Regions from separate parts of the Homo sapiens genome. Here region 2 is linked to region 1. A link is a loop called in an ENCODE intact Hi-C map of the cell type or tissue named here. Cell type or tissue: PC-3. All regions are shown on one strand. Each heading gives the region's core, and the rest is flanking DNA. Links, peaks and the distances in the headings are about the cores only. Region 1 has its middle 43 kb from the start of UBE2E2-DT. Region 2 has its middle 240 kb from the start of UBE2E2-DT.

Region 1 (4,405 bases), core at 117-4,116:
CAATTATCGATATAATTTTTTATTTAGAAATTTTGTCGTGGTTTTAAAGTACTGACTGACCTGAGGGTTGAATGGCAATGTTGCCGCAGTGATGTATGAATATTGTTAGGACACATGAAGTTTTAAATAGGAATAAGTGATGACTATATTTGGGTTTGCAGAAGCCCCTAGAATAAATGGTGTCCTCACTTTAAATTTATGATGGAGTTGATTTCAGTATTGCCAGCATTAAACACACTCAGACTTCTAGTAAAACTCACAATACTCTAACCTTAATAAGAGGCACTGCAATGCCAAGAGTGTTTTTTATATAACAGTCAATCAAAAATGTTGCCACTATCCTTGCACTTATATGTATAGCATTCATAATTATACCCCCAGTATTCCTTCTTTGACCCCAAATCATCTGAGGCACAATGATATAAAGGTAACTTCTCCACTAATTAATTCAAGGTTCATTGAGATTTATGAGCTTCTAATTTCTCTACTTAAGACATCAAGATGCCATTTCCTGCCCTCTCTGCTTGTGACATTTATCTCAAATGAAGGCTAAATAAAAGATTAGCTTAAGAATTAAGACCAGAGTCAAATGCATTAGAAAACAGAAGCATAGATAAGGAACTATAGAATTTTAGAGCTGATAAAGATTTTAAAGATAGGGTACCCAACATTACAAAGTAAACTGAAGCCCAAGAATGTATAAAGACCTTCCAAATCTTGCATAGCTGGTTAAAGACATGAAGCTGATGTGAGAATAAGTAGAAAGGAGTCTAAGTATGTTTGATAAGTACATAAGAAAGGGTAAGAAAATAAAGTCTTGGCAATATAGGTATCTATACACTATTCCCACGAGGGCAGAACGGTTTATAGTAGCGGTCCCCGATCTTTTTGGCGCAGCAGTCTCACGGAAGACAATTTTTCCATGGATGGGGGGCTGGGGTGTGGGGGATAGTTTCAAGATGCAACTGTCCCACCTCAGATCATCAGGCATTAGTTCAATTCTCATAAGGAGCACATAACCTAGATCCCTCAAATGCACAGTTCACAATGCGGTTTGTGCTCCTATGAGAATCTAATGCCACTGCTGATCTGACAGGAGGCAAACTTCAGGTGGTAACGCTTGCGTGCCTGCCGCTCACCTCCTGCTGTGTGGCCCACTTCCTAACAGACCACGGACCAGTACCGGTGCATGTTCCGGGGGTTGGGGACCCCTGATTTATCAAACACTGCTCAGAACATACCATCTAGGCTGGACGCCTTGGCTCAAGCCTGTAATCCCAGCACTTTGGGAAGCTGAGATGGGTAGATCACTTGAGATCAGGAGTTTGAGACCAGCCTGGCCAACATGGAGAAACCCCATCTCTACTAAAAATAAAAAAATTAGCTGGGCATGGTGGCAGGCACCTGTAATCAAAGCTCCTCAGGAGGCTGAGGCAAGAGAATCGCTTGAACCCAGGAGGTGGAGTTTGCAGTGAGCTGAGATTGACCCATTGCATTCCAGCGTGGGTAACAGAGAGAGACTCTGTCAAAAAGAAAAGAAAAGAGAAAATACATTCTAATATAGCTATAAGGTGTGAAGCTCTTATCTGCTGAGGTTGTTCTTCTACCACAAGCAAGAGCCAGCAGGGTTCTCACCATCCCTTTTAATATAAGGATCTGTCCCCTAGATTTACCCCATAAGCAGTGTCTATGTTGGACTACTACAGTCCTAATTTTTTTTTATCAACAGAAAATACCAGCTTTTAATCAAATGCACAGAGAAAATGTTTTAGATAATGAGGATATTCCCCGGTTTGTTTTAAATCTAAGGAAGAGGAACAGGAGGGAAGTAATGACGTGTCAGGGACAGCATAACCTCTATGACTAAGGATAAAGAGGGAAAACCTTCTTGCCCTCAAAGTGAAATCCCCTTCTATTTTAGGAAACACTCCTTTACTTTAAAGAATCTCTCAAATGAGTCACTAGGGTTAGATCATATTCTTCTGGGACATTTACTTTCCAAAGGATAAAATTTTCATGCATCAGTTAGAAAGGAAAAAATATAATCTGGCAAATAGGAGGCAGAACAATCCCTTTCCAAATGCTCTGTCTGTTCTGTCCTCTTAAGTCAACAGAGCACAGCTAAATATGGCAGACAATAAAGATCTCAGTTTTGTGAAGATAAAAAGATTCAAACCTGGTCAGGCGCAGTGGCTCATGCCAGTAATCCCCACACTTTGGGAGGCCAAGGCTAGAGGATCACCTGAGGTCAGGGGTTTGAGACCAGCCTGGCCAACATGGTGAAACCCTGTCTCTACTAAAAACACAATAATTAGCCAGGTGTGGTGGCAGGCACCTGTAATCCCAGCTACTCAGGGGGCAGAGGTTGCAGTGAGCCAAGATCACGCCACTGCACTCCAGCCTGGGCAAAGAGCGAGACTCCATCTAAAAAAATAAATAAATAAATAAATAAATAAATAAAAATAAATAAAAGATTCAAACCCAAGTCTTTAGTCCCAGGGTTTCATGTAGCAGCTTTTCTGTAGCTACTGCCCCCACAAAGCCCCTACTTTGCCTGAGCATGATGTGTTTCAGGGTGGAGAAGTGGACTATTACGGTGCTTTGAAGTATTTTTCAGCTTTCTGGCTGAAATCATAAATGTGTACTTTAAGTCAAGCTAGATAGAGACATATGAATAGATGCTGTTTTATTGCTCACCCATTTAAAATGCAAATGATAGTACCAAAAATTACCAAAGTCTACACTCCAGATGTTCCTGTTATTCACAATGGCTTTTTATTTTTTTGGCTACACTTATCCTCTCCTACATATCTCTGAATTTATTCTACCACATAACCTTCCTTATGAAAACACCTACTTATTTCTTAAATAATTTTGTTGTATATATTTAAAGAGTTGGAATCAAAAAATAAATTCATTTTCTCAAGTAATGAAAAAGCCAGATCTTCATTTCCATATCCCAAAAGTCAATTATGTAGAAATAAACAACATAAAGTGACAGACAACCTATTTATGAAGCTACATTGATTGCTCTGTGAAAACAAAAGTAGCTCAGTTTTCCTCAAGAGCATGTGAGGAGAGGTCTACAGTAGGACCTTAAAGAGAGGCACTAAAGTTCTTTGATAGGTACCCAACTCCCCATGTGAGATTGCTTAATTCAGTCTTGAACATAAAGGAAAACACACACACACACACATACACACACATGCACACACATGTGCATGCACACACACAGGAAAACTCAGTCTCTTTCTGAATGAAGGCAAAGCCCTATTGCTGGACATAAATGATAGGATGTGGTTTCAAGCATAGCAAAATATACACTCATTCTTCATTCATTCATTCATTCAATTACTCAGCAACTGTCTATTAGCAATTTCTACGTGCCAGCATCACGCTCAAATGAGAAAGACATGGTCCCTACCTTCAGAAGCTTCAAATCCAGTGGAGGGAGGAATACACTATTAACACTCTATTGACTGGGATTCTTAGCATTACAAATGACAGAAGTTACATAAGAACTTATGTGTGGGGAAGTTATTGGAGGTAACTGAATGTTCTAGTTGTAGATGTCAGGTATGACTGAGTCAAACAAAATCAACAGGCAATCTGTCTCATTCCATATTGGGGCTTTCCTTTTCTTTGATTAATTTCACTCTCAAGGCAGTTCTCACCTTATGGTGGTAAGAAGGTCACCAATAGTTCTAGGCATACATATCACCAGCTTAGGAACTAGTGTGGAAATAGAGTCCTTGCCCATTTTTTCCAACAAAAGTCCCAGAACTGACGCTAATTTAACCTAACTGGGGTCACATGCTCACCCCCGACTCACTCTCCATGACTACAGTGATAGAACATCTTACTTGGCCAGGCCAGTAGACTGAAAGTATGGGAGGGATGTTTTCACTAAGAAAAGAGGATGTCATTCAAGAAGGGGAATGGGTGCATGTAAAAAACAGATGTCCACCGCAACAACATCACAAGGCTGAGCATGAAACAAGGGTAACAGAGAGTGCTAAAGCAATATAGAAATAGAACATTTAATTGCAATGAAAGGAGGGGACTTAGGAGGCAGGCAGGTAGTTGTCAAATTCATAGAAAAGTGGCATTTTCGAAGCGGCAACTCTGGAAAAAGATCTGGGAATTCCCCACATATTTAAACATAGCTTTATCTTATGACTCAGCAATTCCACTCCTAGGTGTATACCCAAGAGAAATGAAAGCAAATGCGCATACAAACACCTGTACACAAAGGTTAAGCAGTGTTATTCACAATAGCCAAGAGGTATAAATAGTCCAAACCACCCGTCGACTGACAAATTTAGATAAGCAAATGTGGTACGGACACATAGCGAAATATTATCTGACCATAAAAAGGAGTGGAGTGCTGATAAACACTACAACA
Region 2 (4,405 bases), core at 208-4,207, 200 kb before region 1:
ATCTTTAGCAAGGGTCATGAATTATTTTCTTTAAAAATCTGGACTCTGCTCCCCACTAAGCTGTGGCCTATGAGAAGAATCCATAGTCTATTTCAATTGTAATTGATTTTTTTTCCTAACTCTCAGAAATACAAGAACATTTTTTAATACCACATCCTGACAAAGTGGTCCCTGAGAATGATAAACAATATATATTCAAACATTAACTTCTTTCATCATTTTGCAAATTTTACAGTATGTGATTGTGGCTTTTAGAATAATCATTCCAATAGATAATGTGTCAGCTTTCTTCCTATGAAAGGATCAAATCCGTTTCTTTGGGGAGTCTTCCATGAGTACATTTTTAGAAAGCGAATGTTCATTTTCTTGATAAATAAATATACAACTTTGAAAAAGTTTCCTGGGAAGAAGGAGCAAATGAGCAAGGTTGAATAATTACCAGTCATTACTGAAAAAATCAGAAACTATTTACAAGACACAAATACACAGTGAAACATATTATATGAAGTGAAATAATATAAAACTTGGCAGGAACCCAAGCTTAATGAGTTTTAGGATATGGTTTTAGAAGCACCAGGGATTTTCTGTGAGTACCCACATCAGCATGAGATCTGGTCTTACTGGGAGCTGCTTACCCCTACTCAAAGATGGCCCCAAGAGTGAAGAAGTCAATGCCTCTTTGAAGGCCTTGTATAGAAAGATGGCACATCCTCTTTCAGCTGACAGATAGGATCTCTGGGAGCCTGTCCTATCAGCACCTTCCAAACTGTGATGCTGGTGACTCCATCATTAGATCTCAGCACCAACTGTTGGGGCTGAAGAAGCTGTTCCTCAGACACAAGGTCGCATGCTCACAGGTCAAATAATGCAGATAGCAGTGGAAGATGTTGGCATATTTTGCTTAATATTAATTTTGTTTGTCGAACCATGCCGCTATTAGTCTGTTCTGGTAGTGCTATAGATTTCATTGTGCATCACTTGCTGCCTCTTTTGGGGTAGAGTAGGAATAGCATGTGTATTGTTGGGGAATTAGGAGGCCCTTCAAACCATGAGGAAAAATCACTGAGATGGGAGGCCAATGTTTCAAAACTGTTTCTGTGGCTATTGTTCCAGAGAATCTCTGGACCCAGACACATTCCCAAAGTTTCAATTATAAAGACTCATTCCTTCAACAAATATTTATTGCACACATACTTGGTGCCAGGAATTGTGCTAGGCACTACAGATACTGCAGTGTTTACATAGACAAGGTTTCTGCTCTAATGTACATCAAATATAGAAGCCATGTAATAAACAGGAAACATATAGGTGAACAAAAGAAGTACAGCTTGTGATAAATTCTAAGTAGGAATAAACAGAGAACAAGGATGGAGAAGAATGGCAGAAGGGAAGGCAGGCCAGCCGACATTCAGTACATGTCAGGAAATGACTGTCTAGAGGGTGACACTGAAACTGAATTTCAAAGAATGAGTAGGAGGCAGGCATGCAAGTCTCTGGAAGGACAGAGGAACAGAAGTGGGAAGTCCCTGAGGCCAGAAAAGACCCATTCTAGGGCCTATCAGAAGGCATGTGGCTACCACAGTCAGTCTCTGGGGAGAGAGGCATGAGATGGAGTCCGAAAGGGGTGGTTCTTCCGACCCATGAGCATAGAATGCTTTTCCATGCATTTGTGTCACTTCTGATTTCTCTCAGGAGTGCTTTGTCATTCTCCTTGTGGGGATCTTTCACCTCCTTGGGTACTATGCCCACTACCTGGGCCATAGGATCATTTGTACCCCAAACCTCAGCATCATGCAATATACCCATCTAGCAAACCTGCACATGTACCCCTTGAATCTAAAATAAATGTTGAAGTTTTTTTAAAAAGCAGCAGCAGAAGAAGAAGAGAAAAGAAAAGAAAGGGCTGTGGGAAAGAGATGAGGCAGAGCCTCTTAGGTCCCGGTAGAGAATGCACAGTTTATTCTCAAAATAAAAGGAAGCCATAGGAAGGCTTTTAAACAGGGAGTGGCATTATCTCAAGCATTTTTTAAAGATCCATCTGGTTACTGGGTGAAGAATAGATTACGTCTATATTATCATATTTATGTAAATATACTGATACATACCAGCGTATCAAGATACGCTCCCCAGAGTGATATTAATTTGGGCAAAAGGCCCATAAATCACCTCGCCTCCATATAAGAATAAATATTGTTTTAACGCATTGCCAAAAGCAGCACGCGCCAGAATTTATTAGTTTGTGTTAATTTTTAATTTGATGCTTGAGCTCCTCCTTGTGGCTGCATGGTTGCAAGCTCCTTGGCAATGCCAGTTTCCACATAGCAACTAGGAAGCTTTTCTTTCTCTCTTTCTTTCTTTTTTTTTTTAACTGTCCTTATTAATCAAAAGTGCAAAGCCTAAAATGGGGGCTTGAGGTTTAATTAGTGCATTTGAAAAAATAAGTTGATATGCTATTACAGATGAATACTTATATATAATATATGCACTACATAATACATAGTATGATATGGTTACATTCTCACTGAAACCTGTTGCTGCCTGTAATACTCTTGCCAACATCTGGTAATTATTAGAGTAAGATATAAGGTCTTTGCCTTCCCTCAAAAGTAATTTCATCAAATAAAAGAATGTATTTAACAAATCCACAGCAACTGAACAAAAGGCATGTCTTTACATTTCATCTTCTCAGTAGAAAAATGAGTTAGGACATATTCATCTTCTGTGGAAGAGACAAATATAAATAATTGTTATCTTCATTCGTTCATTGGTTGGTGACTGACAACTTGAATTAGAGAGAAACCCAACCAGTTGGGCATTAGGGAATTTCTAACTGTTGTATCCCTCAGTTAAGAAGAATTACAGCTTTGGAAAATCGCTCTCAGAAGGCACATTTATTCAAAAAAAAAATCTCATTTTCAACCCATTTTGATGTGTAGAAAGCTTTCATGCCATGAGATATTCCATGCATATTATGAGCTAGAAGGGAGAAGAGCCTGTTCAGCTCTGGAGAGAGCTAAGTTGTGTTACCTACAGATAAAGTTAAACCTCTACCACCGTAATTCTATGTATCTTTCTTCTAAGCTCCACTTATTATTCCCAATGTACTTCTAGTGCATTTAGAATTTCCAAGTAGCAGCAGTTGGGCTGGCACCTAATAAAGAATCTGGGAATTTGATGGGGCCAGTCAGACAGAGGTCACCATAGTAGTGATACCTTCCCTTGGACAGGTAGGAATATCCTGATGGATAATGTTTGAAACCTACAAATGACCCCAGAGCATGAATGACAATAAACAACTATGCAAGGTGGAATAACACATTTAAAATTCTACTAATGCCACGCTCATGTTGCTGACACAGCCTACTGGACTACCCTGGGTGTGATTCCTATAGGAAATTGTACTTAACCACAAAGACTTGCTTTGAAATAGCTATAAGGCAGACTGCTATAGAATTTTGTTGCTGGTCACAACTCATGAGAGTGGTAGTAACATAAAGAAAAAGCATAAATGCCTGCAGTTACTTGCAAACAAGTAACCATAATATTGGGAACATAGAGCATTATTCTATGATGTGTTATTGCTTTATGACGTATAAACCATAGAACATTTCAGTCATAGCCATCTCATCTTTTTGCTGTTACTGTCAAAAGAGGGATAGGTCACTAAAAAATGGAAACCAATTTTGTGGTAGCATTAGTTTGAGTAACAGATTCATAAGATGCAAAAATATTTGCAACAAAAATAGAATAAAACCACAGAAAACAGAAATACTCAAGAGTGATAATGAATATGATATATCTAAAGCACAGGATAACTTAAACATATTAGAAATATGAAATTAATATACAAGTCACTACAGATGACGTGATTTAAAAACATTTTAAATTATCTGAATAGTGATATACAAAAAGATATAAAAATTTAAACCATTTTCAGCAGCACTGAAACTATAGTTTTGCATGGACTGTGTAAACATGATCTCCAACATAGTTCAGGAGATCAGTCAGGATCTTTCTGGTGTAAATGACAGGAATTCAACTCAAACTAGTGCAAGCATTTTTTCATAACTAAAAAATGCAAGGATGAAGAGGGCCACAGGAAATCAATGTTCATTCTCTCTCTCTGTCTCTCTCTCTTTCTCTCTCTCTCTGTCTCTCTCTCTCTCTCTCTCTCTTTCTCTTCCTCTCTCCCTCTCTGTCTGCTCTGCTACTTTCTGAACTGTATCCTCACTCTTTCCTGAATAGACACCTTGTTCTATGTAGCTGGGTTTAGGGTCAGAAGCAAATGGCCTGCTACGCTCTGAATGTCCGTGTCCCCCCAAAATTCCTATGTTAAAATCTAATCCCCAATGCGATGGTGTTAGGAGGTGGAGCCTGTGGAAGGTGATTAGGGATTGGTGTCACC

Evidence for each region. A loop is a pair of places that touch in the nucleus more often than their neighbours do. Peaks named below come from ENCODE experiments on the same cell type or tissue, not always from the same donor. Only the 100,000 strongest peaks of a DNase experiment are listed, where the experiment ranks them.
Region 2: a loop joins it to region 1, with 2.1 times the contacts of the local background. A loop is called at or near these places in 1 of 110 quality-filtered maps.

The regions. Positions count from the first base shown.
Region 1 is chr3:23,158,176-23,162,580 of GRCh38, forward strand. No RefSeq gene overlaps it. Among named protein-coding and RNA genes, the nearest start is that of UBE2E2-DT, 43 kb to the right of the region's middle. RefSeq lists enhancers at 3,644-3,903, 4,014-4,163. In PC-3, for the core only: no CTCF peak of the experiment used is centred there; a DNase peak (open chromatin) is centred at 1,946; H3K4me3 peaks cover 223 bases; H3K27ac peaks cover 1,746 bases.
Region 2 is chr3:22,958,285-22,962,689 of GRCh38, forward strand. No RefSeq gene overlaps it. Among named protein-coding and RNA genes, the nearest start is that of UBE2E2-DT, 240 kb to the right of the region's middle. RefSeq lists an enhancer at 1,556-1,685. In PC-3, for the core only: CTCF peaks have their summits at 2,281 (motif pointing left) and 2,486; a DNase peak (open chromatin) is centred at 2,267.